3 separate regions of the Homo sapiens genome follow, and all the other regions are linked to region 2. A link is a contact called in ENCODE Hi-C or POLR2A ChIA-PET data. All regions are on one chromosome and are shown on one strand. The core of a region is the stretch at or near the end of the contact, and the rest is flanking DNA. Distances in the headings are between cores, read along the strand shown.

The links. A loop is a pair of places that touch in the nucleus more often than their neighbours do. ChIA-PET counts read pairs that join two places held with the same protein, here RNA polymerase II (POLR2A). Pooled maps may share reads with other maps.
Region 1: a pooled map shows a loop between it and region 2 (7-fold over the local background). The contact joins the promoter of EBI3 here to the enhancer-like site in region 2. A Hi-C loop is called at or near these places in 2 of 50 pooled maps. POLR2A ChIA-PET finds 5 or more read pairs at or near these places in 3 of 52 experiments (GM10248, HepG2 and MCF 10A).
Region 3: a pooled map shows a loop between it and region 2 (5-fold over the local background). The contact joins the promoter of MAP2K2 here to the enhancer-like site in region 2. A Hi-C loop is called at or near these places in 2 of 50 pooled maps.

What each region holds. Positions count from the first base shown.
Region 1 is chr19:4,228,030-4,231,458 of GRCh38, reverse strand. EBI3 (Epstein-Barr virus induced 3) reads right to left here and starts at 1,936. Exons shown (of 5, transcript NM_005755.3): 1 at 1,842-1,936; 2 at 136-268. The coding sequence starts at 1,908. RefSeq lists enhancers at 162-663, 1,627-1,716.
Region 2 is chr19:2,949,407-2,952,919 of GRCh38, reverse strand. No RefSeq gene overlaps it. Among named protein-coding and RNA genes, the nearest start is that of ZNF77, 6.2 kb to the right of the region's middle. RefSeq lists an enhancer at 2,276-2,345. Within about 2 kb of position 2,164, at least 32 of the 41 ENCODE cell types and tissues checked have a DNase peak (open chromatin) inside an H3K27ac peak, as active enhancers do.
Region 3 is chr19:4,122,136-4,125,417 of GRCh38, reverse strand. MAP2K2 (mitogen-activated protein kinase kinase 2) reads left to right here and starts at 1,296. Exons shown (of 11, transcript NM_030662.4): 1 at 1,296-1,634. The coding sequence starts at 1,543. RefSeq lists silencers at 1,144-1,263, 1,454-1,703.

The DNA.
Region 1 (3,429 bases), core at 687-3,186, 1.3 Mb before region 2:
GCCCTAGAATTCCATAGGCCTGGGGTTCAGGATGTCGGGGTCTCCAGTTTTCCTGACCCCAGGGCTCTCAGGGCCAGAGTTCTGGGCTCTCCAGGAAGTCCAGTGTCCCTGAGGCCCCCTTCCAGGCTCTCCGACCTGTACGTGGCAATGAAGGACACGGGGCTGGTGGAGTTTGGAGCAGGCGGCAGGGTCCAGGAGCAATCCACGGCGATCGGGTACCGAGAGGCTCGGCATTGCACCCGGGGCAGTGTCAGAGCTGCTGGGGGCCCTGGAGGAAGACAGAAAGAGTGAGCTTCTGGTTTACCCCCAGATTGTCATAGCCCTCCCGTGCGCTGGGCTCCTGCCACGTTGCCAGCCAGCACCAGGTACATGGTAGGTGCCTAATAAAGGCTTTCGGAATAAATAGGTACATGGACAAAAGTCATCTGTCATCTTTTATCCCCACTGCAATCCATCTAGGTGAGGACTACTAGCCCATTTTCCAGATAGGGAAGCTGAGGTTTAAGCATCTACAGAGAGGAACTCGGGTAAGAGAGAGAGATTTTACCGTGTTCTCTCTTTTGTAATTGTTTTTTTTTTTTAAAGAGGGAGTCTCCCTCTGTCGCCTAGGCTGGAGTGCAGTGGCGAGATCTCGGCTCACTGCCACCCCCGCCTCCCGGGTTCAAGCGATTCTTAGCCTCCCGAGTAGCTGGGATTACAGGCATGTACTGCCACGCTTGGCTAATTTTTGTATTTTTAGTAGAGAGGGAGTTTCACCATGTTGGCCAGGCTGGTCTCAAACTCCTGACCTCAGGTGATCCACCTGCCTTGGCCTCCCAAAGTGCTGGAATTACAGGCGTGAGCCACCAAACCCAGCCTATAAATTATTATTATTATTATTATTTTGAGACAAGGTATCCCACTCTGTCACCTAGGCTGGAATGCAGTGGCACAATCATAGCTCACTGCAGCCTCCAATTCCTGGGCTCAAATTATCCTCCCACCTCAGCCTCCCAAGTAGCTGGGACTACAGGCACGTGCCACCACATCTAGCTAATTTTTTAATTTTTTGTACAGATTGGTGGGGTCCGGTTTCACTATGTTGCCCAGGCTGGTCTCGAATTCCTGGCCTCACGATCCTCACGCCCTGGCCTCCCAAAGTGCTGGAATTACAGGCATGAGCCACCATGCCCTGCTGTAACCATTTTGTCTTCAAGGACATGGAGATGTTCTCTAGTGCAAAATGAATGAATGTCGGCCGGGCGCGGTGGCTCACATCTGTCATCCCAGCACTTTGGGAGCCCGAGGTGGGTGGATCACCTGAGGTCAGGAGTTCAAGACCACCCTGGCCAACATGGTAAAACCCTATCTCTACTAAAAATATAAAAAGTAGCCGGGCATGGTGGCGGGCACCTGTAATCCCAACTACTCGGGAGGCTGAGGGAGGAGAATCTCGCTTGAACCCAGGAGATGGAGGTTTCAGTGAGCTGAGATGGTGCCACTGTACTCCAGCCTGGGCGACAGAGTGAGACTCTGTCTCAAAAAACAAAACCAAAAAGAAACCAAAGGAATGAGTGTGACTCAAATTCGCATGTCTGTGTAGCTATGTCTGTGTAGCTCTATGGATACCTCTGAGCTGTGACTGCCAGTCCCTATCACCCACAAGGTGACATCCTTCCACCCCCAATGTGGCACTCTGCCTCTCTGTGCCTCAGTTCCTCCATCTGTACAATGGGAGGGTAACCCCATCCCACCATTGGGCACGGGAGGATGTGATTTCCCACCCCAGACATGATCCGAGGCCAGTCCTCGTGTCATGTCCGTCTGCCTGGGCCCCCCAGTCCCCCAGGGGCCCCACATACCTTTCCTTCCACTGCAGGGCGGGCAGCTGGCCCAGAGGACAAGGGCCAGGAGAAGCTGCGGGGTCATGGCTGCGGCCAGCTCTGCTCTCAGGAGTGGGTGGGAACGTCGTGGGAGACTTGAGAGGGGAGGTGAGGACTTGGGACCTGCCCAGGGGAAAGCCCAGCCCAGGGTCAAGGCCCGCCCCCTCCCCGACTTCCTTCAGGTCTGACTCACTGGTGGGGCTCGTGGGGCCGCTAGGGAGATGAATTAGGGTGTGGAGGAGCCCCAGCCCCCTGGGGAGCACAGGCCACCCCTGCTCGGAAGGCCCCGAGGGTGGGGGCGGGGGAGGAGGCTGTGAAAGGGAGAAGTGGAGACCTGCTGGCTTTTCCCAGCACAGCATGTCCTGCTGGCCTTCCTTCCGCTGCCCTGAAGCGGGGGAAACCCCAGGCAGGCAGGCAGGGGCTCAGGGACATGGAGGGAGACAGAGGCAGAGATGGGGGAGAGAGGCAGAGAGACAGAGAAGACAGAAGGAAGACACAGAGAGACAGGGAGATGACAGAGACAGAGACACAGAGAGAGACACAGATGAGAGAGGCAGAGAGACAGAGACAAGAAGAGGAGGACACAGAGATAGAGGGATACAGAGACAGGGAGATGACAGAGACAGAGACAGAGAGACACAGATGAAAGAGGCAGAGAGACAGAGACGAGAGGAGGAGGACACAGAGATAGACAGGGAGATGACAGAGAGACACAGAGACACAGATGAAAGAGGCAGAGAGAAAGAGACGAGAGGAGGAGGACACAGAGAGAGAGAGACAGAGACAGGGAGATGACAGAGACAGAGACAGAGAGAGACACAGATGAGAGAGGCAGAGAGAAAGACAAGAGGAAGAGGACAAAGAGATAGAGAGACAGGGAGACGACAGAGACAGAGAGAGATACAGATGAGAGAGACAGAGATGAGAGGAGGAGGACACAGAGATAGATAGAGACAGGGAGATGACAGACAGAGAAAGGGGCATGACAGAGACAGAAACACAGAGAGAGACACAGAGATGAGAAAGGCAGAGATGAGAGGAGGAGGACACGGAGATAGACAGGGAGATGACAGAGACAGAGACAGAGACAAAGATGAGAGAGTCAGAGAGACAGATGAGAGGAGGACACAGAGATAGAGGGATAGAGAGACAGGGAGATGACAGAGACAGAGAGAGCTACAGATGAGAGAGGCAGAGAGACAGATGAGAGGAGGACACAGAGATAGAGGGATAGAGAGACAGGGAGATGACAGAGAAAGTGACAGAGATACAGATGAGAGAGGCAGAGAGACAAATGAGAGGAGGACACAGAGATAGAGAGAGACAGAGACAGGGAGATGACAGAGACAGAGAGAGATACAGATGAGAGAGGCAGAGAGACAGAGACGAGAGGAGGAGGACACAGAGATAGAGAGACAGGGAGATGACAGAGACAGAGAAAGGGGGATGACAGAGACAGAAACACAGAGAGAGACAGAGATGAGAGGAGGAGGACACAGAGATAGATAGGGAGATGATAGAGACAGAGAGAGACAGGGGAATGAGAGAGACAGAGACAGAGATGAGA
Region 2 (3,513 bases), core at 915-3,414:
GCCTCCCGGGCTCAAGCATTTCTCCTGCCTCAGCCTCAGGTTTTTTTTTTTTAACTATTAAAATGAGGAAAATGTTGGCCCGGCGCTGTGGCTCACGCCACAGTAATCCCAAAGTAATCCCGACACTTTGGGAGGCTGAGGCGGGCAGATCACCTGAGGTCAGGTGTTTGAGACCAGCCTGGCCAACGTGGTGAAACCCCGTCTCTACTAAAAATACAAAAATTAGGCAGGTGTGTTGGCAAGTGCTGGTAGTCCCAGCTACTTAGGAGTTTGAGGCAGGAGAATCGCTTGGACCCAGGACTTGGAGGCTGCAGTGAGTCTTGATTGTTCCACTGTACTCCAGCGTTGGCAACAGAGTGGGATTCCATCTCAAAAAAATAAAATAAAATGAGGAAAAGTTTACTATTAGCTAAACCTTAACTCTAGCTGCACATGTGGGGCCTGGAAGAAGTCCCTGGCCCCTTTTAAGGCAGGAATTTTTTTTTTTTTTTTTTTGAGATGGAGTTTCACTCTTGTTGCCCAGGCTGGAGTGCAATGGCACGATCTCGGCTCACGGCAACTCCACCTCCTGGGTTCAAGCGATTCTCCTGCCTCAGCCTCCCAAGTAGCTGGGATTACAGGCATGTGCCACCAAGCCCAGCTAAGTTTTGTATTTTTAGTAGAGACAGGGTTTCACCGTGTTGGTCAGGCTGGTCTTGAACTTCCGACCTTAGATGGATCCACCCGCCTCAGCCTCCCAAAGTGCTGGGATTACAGGTGTGAGCCACCACACCCGGCCTTAGGCAGGAATTTGTAGCTAATAGCTTCTTGGGCTTTTTGGTGTTGATTGGCTGGAGATTGGGGAAGCTGATGAAGCCGATTCAGGAATAAGGGACTTTTGTTCTCTTTCGCTGGCAGTACCGGATATGAGGAATTTGTAACCCATCTGGCGGTCTGCTGGTATCCTTCAGGACTGCTTACCTTGTAAAAGAGATAGGTGCTCAGGCATGGGAATGCAAGGGATGCGGAGCCCGCTGGGTGTCACACAAGGGGACAAGTCAGGATGGCCTCCTAATCTTAGTTATGATGCCTCACAATGGAAGGCAAAGACCCCTGCATTTTTCCTGTGTCTAAACTCTAAAGCTAAGTTCTCCAACTCAGGGCCTGCAGGCCGGATGAAGCCCAGGATGGCTTTGAATGCACCCAACACAAATTCGTAAACTTTCTTAAAACATTATGAGATTATTGGCTGGGAGTGGTGGCTTACGCCTGTAATCCCAGCACTTGGGAGGCCGAGGCAGTCGGATCACGAGGTCAGGAGATCGAGACCATCCTGGCTAACACGGTGAAACCCCGTCTCTACTAAAAATACAAAAAATTAGCCGGGCTTGGTGGCGGGCGCCTGTAATCCCAGCTACTCGGGAGGCTGAGGCAGGAGAATGGCTTGAACCCGGGAGGCGGAGCTTGCAGTGAGCCGAGATCGCGCCACTGCACTCCAGCCTGGGCGACAGAGCGAGACTCCGTCTCAAAAAAAAAAAAAAAAAAAGAAAAAAAAAACATTATGAGATTATTTTGCAATTTTTGTCTTGTTTTAGCTCATCAGCTATAGTTAGTGTTCCTGTATTTTATGTGTGGCCCAAGACAATTATTCCAATGTGTCCCAGTGAAGCCAAAAGATTGGACACCTATGTCTAAAGCAACTAAAACAAAATATCCGCGAATTTGAAAATGTGAGCTACGTGGCCATCTAGTGGCCAGAAGGGAACATCACAACGCACTCATTAATAAGAAAAGCCACATGTAAATGCATAAAAATGACCTTATTTCTGGAAGAAATAACAGACATTCAAGGAAGAAAAATCCCAACAATGGGAATATCTTTGTGCAGGAGTATGTTATCACGAGGAATGTGTTGGCTGGAGGAAATGAGCATTTATTACTTATTTTAGCGTTTATTGTTTATCAGGGTAATTGGGCGTTGGAGGATTGCGCGAAAGACCACGCCCCCAACCTCGTCCCGGGACCTCGGTCTTGTTTTAGCCACGCCCCGGGGAGGATCCAGTACAAGCCACGCCCACAGCGCGATTCTGTCCCGAGACTTGCCCTCGAGGGGCGGATCTGCCAACAATGCCAATTATCTCCCAGACGGCGGAAACTAGCTTTTCCTGCTCAGCGATTGGACGACGTAGGTCGTCCCGCCTATCTTTGAGGCTCCACCAATCCCAAGCTCATTACTAGCCCACTTTTCAGCTCCCAGCCGCCCCGGAACCGGAAACGGAAGCATCCGTCTGTGACCCGCGGCGGCCGTCTCCCTCAGTGGCCGCAGCGCCTCCCGTGAGAGCGGTTTCTCCTCCTTGTACTGCTGGACCTGGCCCCGTATCTTCGTGGCAGAGGCCAAGCAAGGGGACTCCGATGCCGGGGCGTAGGGGGGTTTGGGTCAAAGGATGGGGGCAGAGTTCAAAGTGCAGGGGGCGGGCTCGTTTAATGGCGAAGTCCTGGCACCGCGCCCCAGGGAGGAGGCTCCGGAGGCCAGTGGAACCCCGCTAGACTTCAGGGGTCTTGGTTGGGGACGCGGGGCGTTTTGACCCCCTAGGCCTGAGGATCCTAGGCCTGAGTAACCCATCGGATTTGGAGGGAAGGGTGGGGTTTAGGTGAAATGTAAATACTGCGTGGTTTCCATTTGGCAAAGAGCAAGCTTGTAAAGGGGTCACCCTCGGGTCTGGGCTGCGAAGTGCAGCCGGGACCTGTTTCCTTGGGAACCACAAGATAAGACCGCTGTAGATTGTTATGTCCGGAAACCGCTTATCAGAGCCCTGCACCTGGGTTGGAAATGGAGACGGATTCTCTGTGTCCAAGAAAATCAGACCCTCCGGCCGGAAAAGGGAAGTTTATTCTTACTGATAAAATGTCAATCACTGTGTATGATTGTAATGGGCAAGGAAGGCATTTAGCGAGCTAGAAGACATTGATGGCTCAGAAAAAGGTGTCCTTGGCAAAAATACTGTTTTCTGTTAATTTTCCAACTGATACCATCTGGGTCTGTCCTCCCAGCCTGATGAATGTGTAGGCAGATACTTTCTCAGTCGGAGTTGATTTTTATTATCTTGATTGCTGCATCCTGTGCACAGAGGTTTTCTGCTCAGCTGGGCTTCATCCTGGGGTCCCAGTCCTGGCCCCAAGCCTTAATCAGCTCTCGGGTGATATTAGGCAAGTTGCCAAGCCCCTAAGTGCCTCAGTTTCCAGGTCTGTAAAATACATAACATTACCTGCATTTGTCAAATAGTGCTGTGTGTGGATTATTATTGGCAGCTCATCATCACCATTATCACCCTCCTGTAAACGTCTTGGACCCCTTAAGTGAAGACAGCAGGGTTACGGCGGATAAAATGATGGACTTCAGAGAAAAGACTCTAAGACCAAATAGAGTCTAAAGCAGTGATTATCAAAGAGGGGAGGAGAAATTTTACGCCCAGGGGACACTGGACAATGTCTGCAGACTTGGTTGTCACAACCGGGGATGGGGTTGGGGCGACT
Region 3 (3,282 bases), core at 47-2,546, 1.2 Mb before region 2:
CAGCCTTAAAAAGGAGGAAAATCCTGACTGGGTGCGGTGGCTCACGCCTGTAATCCCAGCACTTTGGGAGATCGAGGCGGGTGGATCACGAGGTCAGGAGATGGAGACCATCCTGGCTAACACGGTGAAACCCCGTCTCTACTAAAAATACAAAAAAATTAGCCGGGCATGGTGGTGGGCACCTGTAGTCCCAGCTACTCGGGAGGCTGAGGCAGGAGAATGGCGTGAACCCGGGAGGCAGAGTTTGCAGTGGGCCGAGATCGCACCACTGCACTCCAGCCTGGGTGACAGAGCGAGACTCCGTCTCAAAAAAAAAAAAAGGGAAATTTTTCTTTTTTTTTTTTTTTCTGCTCTTTTTTGGAGCAGGGCTACCCGATTGGAAGTATGCCCGGAGTAGTCAAGTGGGTAAATTCTAACACAGGTTACAACGTGGATCTAACACAGCTACAACAGGCACCTTGAGGACGTGGCCCTCAGTGAAATATGCCAGCCACAAAGGGACAAAACCTGTGTGATCCTACTCATATGAAGTCCCTAGAATCATCAGATTCACAGGAAGTACGACGTTGGGTTCCAGGGGCTGGGGAGGGGGATAGGGAGTGAGGTTTCATAGGGGACAGTGTTTCAGTTTCGGAAGATGAGAAAATTCTGGAGATGGTGGTGGTGGTGGTTGCTTAATGCCGCTGAGCTGTGCATTTAGAAATGGTTAAAATGACAAGTTTTATGTTATGTGTATTTTATAATAAAAATGTTTCAACATGCGCATAGTAATATATGCAATTTTATTTGTCAATTAAAATAAATTTTAAAAATGTTTTAGAGTGGCCTTGTTCTGATGAAGGAGGGGGAGTAACTGACACTCTAAGGCGGTGGGGGCTAGGGGCGTGTGTCCACGCTTGCCAAAAAGATTAAATGGACTCTGGGTGGGTCTCGTCCACTGTTCTGGGGTCTTACGGGTTCTCTCAGCCCCAGCCTGGGGCACCACAGGCTCTCAGGAGTCTGGCTACCCTGCCCACCTGTGCACGACCATCACCCCAGCCTTCATCCCTCCGTCTCCTCCCCTGCTCCCGCGCCTCATGCCCCAAGCGCTTGGGCACACGCGCCGTGGTAAGGCAAGCGAGGGCGCCCGGTCCCGGCACCGCCTCGCGTCGGTCTCCGCCCCTTTCCCCTCCGAAAGGCGGCCTTGTGCTGCTGCGCAGGCGCGGCGGCTGGGGGTGGGGTCCATCGCGGCTCCCGATCCCGTTATCGCGAGAAGCCGGTCCGCGATCTTGTGGCCGCCCCTCCCCTCCCCCTGCCTCTCGGACTCGGGCTGCGGCGTCAGCCTTCTTCGGGCCTCGGCAGCGGTAGCGGCTCGCTCGCCTCAGCCCCAGCGCCCCTCGGCTACCCTCGGCCCAGGCCCGCAGCGCCGCCCGCCCTCGGCCGCCCCGACGCCGGCCTGGGCCGCGGCCGCAGCCCCGGGCTCGCGTAGGCGCCGACCGCTCCCGGCCCGCCCCCTATGGGCCCCGGCTAGAGGCGCCGCCGCCGCCGGCCCGCGGAGCCCCGATGCTGGCCCGGAGGAAGCCGGTGCTGCCGGCGCTCACCATCAACCCTACCATCGCCGAGGGCCCATCCCCTACCAGCGAGGGCGCCTCCGAGTGAGTGGGCAGGGGTCAGCCGGAGGCTTGGGGTGCACGGGGCAGGGAGCCCTCGGGGAAGGACGGGGCGAGGGGACGGGGGTTCGCGAGGAGTGCACGAGGCAGGGGGGTCACGGGGGAGGACGGGGTGAGTGGTGCACGGGGCAGGGGGTTCTCGAGGGGAGGACAGGGCAGGGGACCCTCGGGGGAGGACGGGGCAGGGGGCCCTCGGGGGAGGACGGGGCAGGGGGCCCTCGGAGGACGGGGCGAAGGGTGCACGGGGCAGGGGGGTCTTTGAGCAGTGAGATTGGGCGAGGGGAGGTCCTTGTGGTGGAAAAGATGGGGTGTGGGGTTCCTGAAGAGTGGAATTGGGATAACGGGAGTCTCTGAGTAGTGAAGTTGGGGTGAAGGATGTCTCTAAGAGGAGAGGATGGGGACAGGGGTCCCTGAGCAGCGAGGTTGAGTGAGGGGAGGTCCCTGCAGTGCAGAAGATGGGGTGTGGGGCTTCTGAAAAGTGAAGCTGGGGTGAGGGGAGTCCCTCAGTAGGAAAATCGGAATGAGGGGTGTCCCCAAGGAGAGAACAGGATGAGGCTCCCCAAGCAGTGAGATCGGGGTGAGGGGTATCTCTAAGAGGAGAGAACACAGTGTGGGGTCCTTGAGTAGTGAAATGAGGGTGAAGAGTTCCTAAGAGGAAAGGACGGAGTAAAGGTTGCCGTAGTCATGAGATGAGGGTGAGGGGAGACCCTGAGTAGGGAAATCGGGGTGCAGGGCATTCCTGAGAGGAGAGGATGGGGTGTGGGGAGGTCAGGCAGCCCCTGAGGAGGAAATCTGGGCAAGGGGGCTCCAGAGGGGAGAGGATGGGGTGAGGGGTCCCTGAGTAATGAGACTGAGATGGGGTAGGGTCCCTGGTAGGAAAAGACGGGGTAAGGGTCCCTCAATAATGAGATAGGGCCAAGGGAGGTCCCTGTGGGAAAAGACAGGGCATGGAGTCACTGAGTAGCAGAATGGTGGTAGGTCTCTGAGTAGTGAAATGGGGTGAACGGTCCCTGAATAGTGAAATCGGGGAGATGGTGGGGTCCCTGAGTAATGAGATTGGAGTGAGGGGAGATCCCTTTGGGGAAAAGATGGGGTTTGGAATCCCTAAGTCGTGAGATCAGGCCAAGGAGATGTCCTTGCAGAGAGAAGATGGGGTGCAGGGCCCCTGAATTGTGAGATGGGGTTGAGGGGGTCCCTGGGAGGAGAGGATGTGTCGGTGGGGGCCTGTGGGGGAAGGATAGGCAAGGGGTGTTCTGCATATTGAAATGATAGTGAAGCGAGTCCCTTGGGGGAGAGATGGGGTGAGGGGGTCCCTATGGGGGAAAGATGGGGTGGGAGGGTTCCTATGGGGGAGAGATGGGGTGAGGGGGTCCCTATGGGGGAGAGATGGGGTGGGAGGGTCCCTATGGGGGAGAGATGGGGTGAGGGGGTCCCTATGGGGGAGAGATGGGGTGAGGGGGTCCCTGTGGGGGAGAGATGGGGTGGGAGGGTCCCTATGGGGGAGAGATGGGGTGGGAGGGTCCCTATGGGGGAGAGATGGGGTGGGAGGGTCCCTATGGGGGAGAGATGGGGTGGGAGGGTTCCTATGGGGGAGAGATGGGGTGGGAGGGTGCCTGAGCCACAGGTTGAGAGT